Linked DNA regions of Homo sapiens: region 2 is linked to region 1. The links are chromatin loops, found by intact Hi-C in ENCODE. Cell type or tissue: CD14-positive monocyte. All regions are shown on one strand. Links, peaks and the distances in the headings refer to the core of each region. The heading gives the core; the rest is flanking DNA.

Region 1 (5,373 bases), core at 201-5,200:
CCAGCAGTCCCGGGTGCGGAGTTAGGGTGACGGGGAGGCAGGCACGGGGCCTGGGCGGCGTGGGCCCTGGGCGCGAGGTGCGCCCCTCGCCGCGCCCTCTCCTTTCCAGACCACTGCTGGGGCGGTCCCCCGGGCCTCGTGGCTTTTCTGGGCATCCGCAGGGGCATAATGGGGTGATCGAATTGCTCCGCCCGGGCCTGTTTCCCCGCCCATCCGAGGGGCCGTTGGGCCATGCCCTACGTGCACCTGTGAGGGGCGCCTGGGTCCCAGTGCGGCGACTCTGCACTGGCCTAAGCGCCTCAGCCGGTGTCTCCGGGGAGCCGGAGGGCCCGAGGCTTCCTCCCGGGAGTCCAGAGCCCGCAGGAAAAAAAAGGGTCCCGAAATGGAGATGGGTGTGCCGGGCATTAGGGACGCGCACGCTGGCTCCGTGAACTGGGATCAGCATCTCGGGGCAACTGTCGAATTCTCAATGATAAGGTTTTGGGAACGAGAGGCGGGGAGGGAAGGGGCCTGCGCTATACAACATCCAGCGCAGAGGGACGGAAGAGCAGACACGAGAAGGGCGCGTCTCACGCCCGGGCCTGAGGAAACTGGCGTCGAATGTCCCTGCAGCCCGCTGAGCTCTGGAATTAAACAGGGAGGCGGCTGAGAGGGCGCGCCCCGAGTCCACAGGGGACCAGTGCCCTGCCCGCAGCCTTGACACAGGCTGGGCCCTAGGCCACCCCACGGGTAGCCCGGCTAGCCAGAGCCCCAGTCAGTGCGCTCCAGGCCCAGTGTGCGCCGGACTCCTGCCGGCCGTGGGGCCACGCCCTGCCCTGCACTCACCAGCCTTAACCAAGTACGGGCTCCAAATTTCGTGTCATGAGCGCACGGGAAGATCGGATTCGCATTTTTCTCTATTTCTGAGAATGGGAAACCAACGAATCGGAAATTTTTTGCCTTGGAAAAATATCTGTTCGATGTCGTTTGTTGCTTAAATTGTCTTTGGAATTTTTTTTCAACTTTATTTGAAAAAGAGAAAGTTGATGCGCTCCCCAAACCCTGTTTCTCTTTAAACCGTCCCTTTAGACGTGCAGCCGGTTATCGCAGATGTTTTCTGGGGCGAAGAGAGCAAAATGGAATGGGAGGGAGGACGAGGACTGGGAATCTCTCATTTTAAATCCCATTACTGGCTTTGGGGAGACACACACACGCACACACACACACACACACACACACACACACACACACACACCAGGAAAAGCTAGTTCGTCCCCCACTGATTTCCTTCATTTCAAAGATTTCCCTCGCCCCCTTAAATCACAAAATTATGGCGCTAGGTATTCCTCAAGAAAAAAAAAAACCCTCACGTTTATTCAGAATATGTACACGGCATAGGTTCCTTTTTACATTTCTCAGCAAAAAATAAAAGGGATGGGGGTGGTGGGTAAGAGGCACTCAATTCCCTGGCCATTAAATAAGCCATGCCTGCAAGAAATGCAAGCATGGGGTGGGGTGGGGGGATTGTTCAGCCGCGCATCCCTCCGTTATCGCACGCCTGCGTGTCTGCGTGTCAACAATGCACGTGCCACCGTGGGCACCGTCTCCCGGCGCTGGCCCAGGAGGGCTATGTGCAGATGGGAGCCAGGTCTCAGTTGCCCACTCACAGCCCTGCTCCCAAGCCCGCCGCCCGCCCATCGCAGGGTTTCCTTTTTTCCTGGCTCCGGCTGGCAAGCAAGAAGTCTCTACCATTCCCCCAAGTTATGCCCTTGGAAATCCCTAAAGCGAACACAGCCCGACCGAGGGTCTCTTGCCCTCAAGTTGTTCACTTTGTTGCGCTGTGATGAAGTTAGTTCTCTCTCTTCTTCACTCGCCCCAGGCTTTACATGTGGTGCAAACTTCTAGTACCTACCAGGTCACCAAAAGGGAAGTCAGGCGCTAGCCAGCGGTGCAGGCGGTGTGGAACCCGGGAGAGCCACCGGCTCCGCGCCTCCTGCCCCAAGGTTGGATTTCAGATTTCCATTGCAAAGAAGCTGAGGAAACTGGGAATCTGACTCAAACCCTGGAACTGACTAATTGCCCTGCATTTTCACAATGCGCCATGTATTCAAAATGAAGGGCAGGCTTTATCATTTGGAACTCTTTCAAGGATCCGGGCGCTCCAAGTTTGGGGCTCATTCTTTAAAGGTTTTACTTCTGAGAAACAGGAAAAAAGAAAGAATGAAACATACCCACAATCCATGTACTGGAGATGACACTCAAGAGTAGGTTGTGGTCTCTTTTGAATCGGGAGTTCAAAAGAAAAAAAAAAAAGGCTTGTTCCCTCCCCCTTGCCCCAGGGATGAAACCTCTCTAGATTTGAGCGGCCAATTTGGTTTGATTTCCGCGGTTTGGAGGCTCTGGCAGGGTTAGGGGCGGCAGGGCTCAGAAGACAGACCTCAGCTGCCTTCTAGACCAGCTGGTCTGCTCTTGGCCCTGGAAGCAGAAGCTAAAATCGGGGTGATTCACCCTCACCCTGGTAGCTGGAGTGAGAGTCAGGGGAGGGCGTCGCGGAACCTCCCTGGCCGCGCCCCACACTCCCTGTCCGTGTACTTCCCGGCTCATCTCCTTATCTTCTCACCGCACCCCCCACCTGCCTCCTGCCCCCCAGGGATCTAGTTCCCTTTTCTCTCTGTCATTTCGAGCCAGTTTTCTTTTCCCACCAAAAAACTCCTTTTTCTTGGAGTAACTTTCCGAAAGAGCTGTCGTCCTAAATGCCATCCTCGTGGAGTTGGATTTGGGAAGCTCGTTCTCAATTAAAGCGCCTTTTGTGGGCACGGTGCGCATCCCTACAGCCCCCAGAACGTCACCTGGGCGCGGGGACCCTCAACCTGGCGGGCCGGACACTGAACCATAACAAAAGGGGACTTCAGACCCTCTGCTCTTTTCCAGTGAAAAAACCCTAGAAACACATCTGAATTTGGTTTTTGGTTACCTTTCAGGTGTAAAAATTTATTTTGACCAAAGTATTCCCCAGTCCGCCTGAGTTGGGGGAAAGCAAGATCCTGAGAAAGAATACAGGCACAAAGCAAGAAGCTGCATGTAGTGGGCACCACTGTGTACATCCCCTCACGACTGTGGGGACTGTGACAGGAGTCTGAGGGTCTAGCACCAACATTCAAACGGCCTAGTCCTGCCAGGGGGACCCCTGGTTTTCGTAAACGGGGAGGGGGGGTGATTTTTACTCAGACTCAGCTACTCACTGTCTGGCGCATTGAGAGCAAACTTTTGAGATCTGGTGGTTGAGGCTCAGGGCACAGTGGCTTAACCTTAGGGCAGAGCCTTGGATGGAGCGATTCCGGACGCTCAGAAGAAGCGCACCCCGCATCTCTACCAGAAAAGGGAACTGTCCGATTTGTCTGGGGGTCAGGGAGTGGACCGGGGCGATGGGGGTGTCGGATGGATGGAGCCCACGTGCTGCGCCTGGCTGCCACTCTCTAGTTTCTCCCTCCCTATCTCATCTTCTGCCATTTCCAGAGGCAGGAGAAAGGTGATCTCGGACTTGACCCCTAAATCACAGCTGCCGGTGGCTGCACCTCGCTCCAGGATGAGAGCAGCCCCTTCCCCGGGCTCGGGCAGCTTAACCCTTTCCTCCCCGCGCGCGCAGAGGCCGCCGGTGGCGGCGCCTCTGACCCCGGCACTGCGAGCAGCCCGCCTCCTCCGCGCGGCACCTTGGATCCCGTGCAGAGACCACAAAAGGACGAGGCTGCCGGGCGCTGCAAGCCTGGGGCACGGGCCGGCTGGCCCGGAGCGCTGCCGAGGAGCCCGAAGAAGAGCCGGAGTTAGCGGAACGAAGAGGGATGTTTAGATCATGTTAACTACCCAGACAGATGCACTTCGGCATGTCTGCATTTATGGAATCCATATGTTGTGGCAAATGAAAGGACTGCAACACGTACATACAATAGACTTAGAATAACAATACACATTCGAAAAGGGACTCGCACATTCTTCACCCTCCAACCCCTTCCTTAGATCTAGCTCTGGAGTTGTACGGAGAGGCGTCCTTTCAACCTCTCCTGCCTCCACACGGGGTTTTCTTTTTTCTTCCTTTTTTTTTTTTGCTTCTGTGTCCCCAATCTCCCTGCAGAAGAAAACCCAGGGCCCAGAGCTAGGCTTTTTCCAAGTGAGATCTCCTAAGACCCCTTCATCCTCCTTGCCCCTTAAGATGGCCCATTGCCTCTTTAGCCTTTGGACCAAATAATAGCTGCTCACATTGCAACCCCATATTCTGATAATTGCAGGGAAGCAGATTCTTACTCAAATTCACCATTCACATCTTCATCATTAAATCAACCTTTTTATGTTATATTTGCAAAGAAGTGGCTTCAAACAGATCTGGAAACACAAGCCCCCAGTGAGCGAGCACTCACACAGCTCTGCCCAGTACCTGAATTTATGTACACCTTGTATATCTGTGTGCACAGATATATTCACATACTCACACAAATGCAAAGACATCTGAAGTCATTCAAATGTATATTTATGTACCCCTTTATGCATATATTTTTGTGTTTTTATATCTATATCCATTTGAGTGAGAGCTAGAGAAATGTACACAGCAATGCAATATTTAGCCTACATTCCACTTTCCCTCCTAATGTAAATGTCTTAAAAACAGGTTGGTCTAAAATTTTCTGCCCTCTTGCCAGCTAAATGAAAGATTTAGATTCTGAATTTCTTGTTTCCTTTTTTTTTTCTCATTTTGTACGTAAAATAATCCATATAGATGCTGGATTATCGTCTAAGCATTATTCAATCATACAAGCTTGGTACCTCTCCTCCTTATAACGAATTCACTCAGTAAAATTAGCATAAGTATTTACCAGATTAAGCTGACATTTTCCTATATTGTAACATGAAATACATTTATATCCAGAATTTCCTCCAAATAGCTTATACTAAAGGAAATACTGACTTCCTCCGCACCGTTTTATATAAGAAACAAGCTGCAAGTTCACTTCTAGTACTATTTACATTTTAAAAGAAAATAAATACATAGTATTTAAGTGATTTTTCAAGATCTACAAAGAGGAATTTAATTCTACCACATCTTTAAAAAAATAAACAGCTTTATGAAGATTCGTGAAGACAGATAAAAAGGAAGTGAATATATTCCTGAGGGTCTGAACAATTTTCCTTACCTGATGTATTATGGAAAAATTCAGAATTTACCAGTCTTCCTTCAGTCAGCTACATTTTACACTGACCTGCCCTTTGGACTGAAAGGGAAAAAAAAAAGATTAACTGTTGCCATTGAAAAATTTAAAATAATAATCAGAAACCGGACAAACTGAAGGTAAAAATATACAATGGCTACAATAAAGATAAATATTTATTTAATCACAGTAGAGG
Region 2 (5,373 bases), core at 261-5,260, 860 kb after region 1:
GGCTGCTTGGATTTAAATTAATTCAAATTAAATAAAATTTAAAATTCCATTCCTCAGTCACACTAGCCACATTTCAAATGCTCAATAGTCACCCGTGGCTAGGGCTACCTCACTGGACAGATAGAACATCTTCATCATCACAGAAAGTTTTGTTGGGTGGTGCTGGTACTCCAGTGCCATCATTTAAACTGGCATGAGTTCTTTGAAGGGCCCCCAAAATCCACGTGGAGGAAAATAAAAAATGGTATATCAAGTACTAGCCAGGGAGCACAGCTACCTGTACATCCTTCCCTCTGCTCATTCATTCGTTCAGGAATGTCATCGTGTACCTGAATACACAAGGCACACCAGGGTTGACATACTCAGGACCTGCCAAAATGATCCAGACTGTGCTCCTGCTCTTAAAGGACTGCCCATTTGGTTCAGGGGATAAATGTGCACAATGGCCAGGTGTGGTGGCTCACGCCTGTAATCCCAGCACTTTGGGAGGCCAACGCAGGCAGATTGCTCGAGCCCAGGAGTTTTGAGACCAGTCTGGGCAACATAGTAAAACCCTATCTCCACAAAAAACTAGCAACGTGCGGTGGTGCACGCCCCATCTCTAAAAATAAAGTAAAAGTATTCCCAGCAGCTCAAAAGGCTGAGGCAGAGGAATCACTTGAGCCCACGATGTTGAGGCCGCAGTGAGCCAAGATCCTGCCACTGCACTCCAGCCTGGGCAACAGAGCAAGACCCTGTCTCAAAAAAAAAAAAAAATGCGCATGAGTAACAATAACACAAGAAGAAAGTGATCATTTCACCATAAGAGAAGTATGCTGAGTGCTCACAGAGTTCAGACAAGAAAAATCTGCTTCCAGCTTGGGAAAAGGAGTAGCTTTCAAAGGAGAAACGTAGACGTGGAAGAAAAACTATCCCAAGCAGCGGGAAGGACATGAGCGTGGCACAGAGGCAGACAGGGTCCTCCCTGGCAGAATGGTGGCTCTCCTCCCTGGGAACATCCAGCCTGAGGCTGAGGTAGGACCCCTGCTGACTGACTGATTACCTCAGTGCACCCTGCTCAGCAGTGGGGGATTAATGTCCTAGCCCAATTGCCCTCTGTTTTGATTAAGGGTCAGTCGTAAGGAAGTCATAGGGAATTCACTCTAGCAAGTGAAAGAAGGGTATTAAATGACTTACAAAATTACCAGGAGAGCTGAAGAAACAGACACTAGATTGAGCTTTCAGGAGTGGCTTGAACACCAGGGCACCAAGGAAACTGCTGCCTCGTTGGTGATCAGGAAGCCACCAAGATCAGGAAGTGATATAATTAGAAAGTGGCCACCATCCGTACTTGCCACAGAAAACCCTGACACAACCATGATGGTGCTGCCGGAGAAACAGCAGCCCCAGAAAACATGAGCTCTGACTCACTTCCCCTTCCACATTTCATCTGGGCACGTCTGACTGGCAGAACTTAAATCACATCCAGAGACCCAGGGACAAACGCATCTGAAAAATAGAAAAGAACGTGGAAAACAATGGTTGCTAGTTTTCCAGACTCCAAAGTATAGGAAGGAACATTGGAAAGTTGGAAATCCATTTCACCTCCAACCTACCACACCCTCTTACCCACCAGTGGTGGGGGATTAAGTGACCAGACATGCTCCAGGGTGTTTAGAGCAACTTTCAAAGGTGAGAACCTGAGATATTTTCTGCTAAAAGCAGAAATCAGGAGACAGCACTCATATAAGTGCACTAACAAGAAAGAAAAGTGGAAAATATTTGAAGGAGACTGGGTGCCATTTATAAACCAAAGATTCCAGAACTGGGCAACCTCTTTGTTTCAATGCAGCCACTGTGATTCCTAGCTTTTTGCAAAGAACTGCAAGAATCAGCAGGGTTTTACAACACCCTAGCCAGCCACACACTGTAGGACTGAGGGAGGCCACAGGTAGGGTGAATTTCCAAGTCTGAAAAATACCAGGGAAGCCAAAGAAACAGACACTAGGTTGAGCTTGCAGGAGTGACTCTGAACGTCGGCACCCAGCTCTTGGTTTTGTTTGTCATATCAGTCCCTGCTGAGGAAAGCAAACAGCAGGTAACTGTAGAACACACCTGTCTATAGCAGCTGTTTGATGTTAGTAGGCTTTGATTGTCAACCGAGCAATTTGCTTAGGATTTGGAAACAAAGGAAGGAGATTGTCAAAAGCCCGAGGAGCAGGTGACATGCAGCATGCCTGTGTGCTCCCAGCAGTCAGGAGGAGGATGCGTGAGTGAGAGATTGGCACCAGAGCTAGTGCAGTTTGGGGAAGTGACAGCCTCCTACGGGGCAATAATGGGAACTCTGCAATAATGTGCCAACTTCCTATCCCAATGAAGTGTTGATGTCAGCAGAGACCACACTACAGGCAAACTAGTCTAACCAGTGTCGGGGTGGGACCTAGGGAGGAAAATTGCTCAATTCTTAGTATGGTTAGAGAAAAACGTCAGGGCCAGGCTCAGTGGCTCACGCCTGTAATCCCAGCACTTTGGGAGGCCAAGGAGGAAGGATGGCTTGAGCCCAGGAGTTCACGACCAGCCTGGGCAACATAGCAAGATCCCATCTCTAAAAATAAAATAAAATTTTAAAAAGAGATACATCAGTGAAGAGTCCATGAAGGATGCCAGCTGGAATGATTTATAGGTGATAGTGACTAATCTAGAGTCTACTGTGACTGAGAAGTGAATCAACCCTGCTGACTCTTGCAGTTCTTCAGACACTGAGGAGTGTCTAAACCCACCTGTCCTTTAAGATCCAGCTCCAGTCCCAAGTCGACTCATTCACTCACTGATTCATTCATTCAAGGGTTTCTACTCAGCACCTTTTGTGTACAAGATATACAATGAACCATGCTAGTCATGGTGTCCACAGGGAGATGAATAAAAGTAATTTCTCTCTAATATGATGATAGGACATGAATAAATAACTCTATTACAAGGTAGCAAGTGAAATAAAGTAATGTGAAAATTCCAGGATGGGACAGTTACTTCAGTTTGGTGGAGGAAAATGAGAAGGATCTGGGAGGCCTTCCTGGAGGAGGAAGTGGTCTTGGTGAAGGCCTCGTGGAATTTGTTGTCTTTCAATATATCTGATCTTTTCATTTATATCTGACTTCAATAATGAGCTTTGAAAGTATTTTTTAATAAATCAAGGTAATGTATATAAAGAAAGGTGTTTAACCGTATAGTGGGTAATTAATCAATATTAGCCCTTTTCTGGGATGGAAATGGGCCCAGAGGGAAAGGTAAATGTTGTGATTGAATATAAGTGGGAAATGCACTGCAATGCCTTGATCTGCTTCAATGTTAAAGGATTGTGATTGGCAGCTTTGCTGGAGTTCTTTGTTATTTGTTTTGGAGCCAGGCCCTTCTGTAACCTGGGAAAGTGTTCCCCATCGTATTCTGGAGAATTACTCTGAGCATCTCTGTTTGTTTCTAACTATGATATTCAGAGGAGGCATACAGGATTTTAACTGAATTGAAAACAAGATGTAATGTGGGAAGTACTGGAGATATAGTAACTGTTGGGAATGAGGAAAATGTATGATGAAAATGTGGACATAGTTCCTGTAACTTTTGCACCTCTCAAACTCCAATTGAAATTTAAATCCAAAATGCATTATTCTGAGGATAATTGTTCAGCATAAAATTATGAACTCAAATTAGTATCTCATCACCCTTTCAAAGGAAAGCCTGAGAACCAAGGACATAGAACCAAATTTTAGCTTTCCCATCAGACCCCTCCAGGTCACTGTTAAAGTATTGCTGGGGGAGGGGGGAAGAGCTGGGAAAGCAATGGTGTGGTCACACATTATGCATCTGCACCAGTCTTGAGAGCTCTGCAAATCTGTCCTATAGGTGGTGTGGGAACAAGGAGTTATTCAGGCTGCGAAACAATAAATGGGGAAACATTAAGTGGACAGTTGTCCAGGCAGAGAGTCATAACCAGGCTAAAGCACCCAGGGACCCCCCACGGCCAGGTCCCTATGGATGTCACCAGCAGCATACACAGCAGGCAACTCCCTTTCTCCCCTGGCAGCACTGGACCAGGTGTCCTAAGATCTAGATCCTGTCCTTACTCTGTGTGATTCTATTCTAGCCCCAACCTTTCTAGATCCAAATTTTCTCATCTTTAAAATGCACCCACCTACATCACAGGGTTGCCATGCAGTTGAAATAAGGTAATAGTTATGAAAGTACTTTGAAAAGCTGTAAGAATTGTAATAATGTTATTCCTTGACTATAGATTAACGAACATAATAAAATTGCTATTGCAGATATTAGCATAATAGCACAGATTGTCCTTCCCTTTAATGCAATTCATCAGGAATAAAATGCTTCTGCTTTTTCCTGACGTTCTCTCACCATCTTTCCTCTGTAGGAGGCTATGAGGCTCACTGGTCTCCAGAAATGTACCTCTGTGTGCGGGAATGTTCCAGAAGGCCACACTGTCTACAGGGCCATTGCTTCACTGCAGATTAGATGTCCTCCCAGAACCTTCCAGGGCACTAATTGCCTAAACAGCTCTGGTAAGAAGATCAGCAAGTATTTTAGACTAGTAAGTGTGGAAATTCTGCTCTAGTATAAATCAAACCAATTTTGATTAGAAAATATAATCTGTTTCATGAACAGCTGGACAGTTTACTCTGCCAGTTAAAGGATAGTACTTCCCCCATCCTAGCCAGAGGGAGCTTGCGCTGGGTTGAAGTCCCTGATAGGAGTCAGAGGACTGGCTCTACCTGAGGTCACCCTGCTCCTCTGCTCTGTGGACAAGTGACAGTGGAGTGAGCCTGTTTGGCAAAGGCCCCTCAGAGGCTCCATCCCAGCAGGGCGGGCACAGAGCCTTGTGTGCTACCAACAGCTTGCCATGTAGTTTTCTCCCTCCAGATCCAAATGTCACACTCAAACTGCTGATATAAAATTCACTGCATCGCTTCCCTTCATTTCCTCTCGGGCTGCTTTTCACTCACAGGCTCCATGAAGATTTCCATAGTTACTAAGCTCTCTATGTAGAGTCAGCTCTGACAACCAGCAGCCCCATCCTAATTCCACGCTGCCATTCCCTCTCTTCTTGACTTCTCTCCATGTTTCCTATTCCAGTGCAGCATTAGAACAATGGCTTGGAACTAGCTGAGTAAGTGATTTGCAACTACATTCCCCCCTCTATCACTAGAGGGACCGACCTGCTAAAGGAAGTCACTGCAGAAACTACCTTTTTTTTTTCTGAAAAGCCCTTTCCAATAATCTCCCTACACTTTTTTTTTTTTTTTTTTTTGAGACGGAGTCTTGCTCTGTCTTCCAGGCTGGAGTGCAATGGCATGATCTCAGCTCCCTGCAACTTCCACCTCCCAGGTT

What was found. Hi-C counts contacts between places; a loop is a spot of excess contacts. Peaks named below come from ENCODE experiments on the same cell type or tissue, not always from the same donor. Only the 100,000 strongest peaks of a DNase experiment are listed, where the experiment ranks them.
Region 2: it touches region 1 in a loop (5-fold over the local background); 1 of 110 quality-filtered maps calls a loop at or near these places.

What each region holds. Positions count from the first base shown.
Region 1 is chr16:73,061,428-73,066,800 of GRCh38, reverse strand. It overlaps a transcript of ZFHX3 not described here. Among named protein-coding and RNA genes, the nearest start is that of ZFHX3, 16 kb to the right of the region's middle. RefSeq lists an enhancer at 1,728-2,349. In CD14-positive monocyte, for the core only: no CTCF peak of the experiment used is centred there; DNase peaks (open chromatin) are centred at 780, 1,930 and 2,490; H3K4me3 peaks cover 4,079 bases; H3K27ac peaks cover 705 bases; H3K27me3 peaks cover 5,000 bases.
Region 2 is chr16:72,199,574-72,204,946 of GRCh38, reverse strand. It overlaps LOC105371341 (a long non-coding RNA gene), which reads right to left and starts at 1,286. Exons shown (of 3, transcript XR_933729.4): 1 at 1,177-1,286. It also overlaps a transcript of PMFBP1 not described here. RefSeq lists enhancers at 1,345-1,414, 1,445-1,514. In CD14-positive monocyte, for the core only: no CTCF peak of the experiment used is centred there; DNase peaks (open chromatin) are centred at 866, 1,366, 2,326 and 2,756; H3K4me3 peaks cover 1,552 bases; H3K27ac peaks cover 3,921 bases.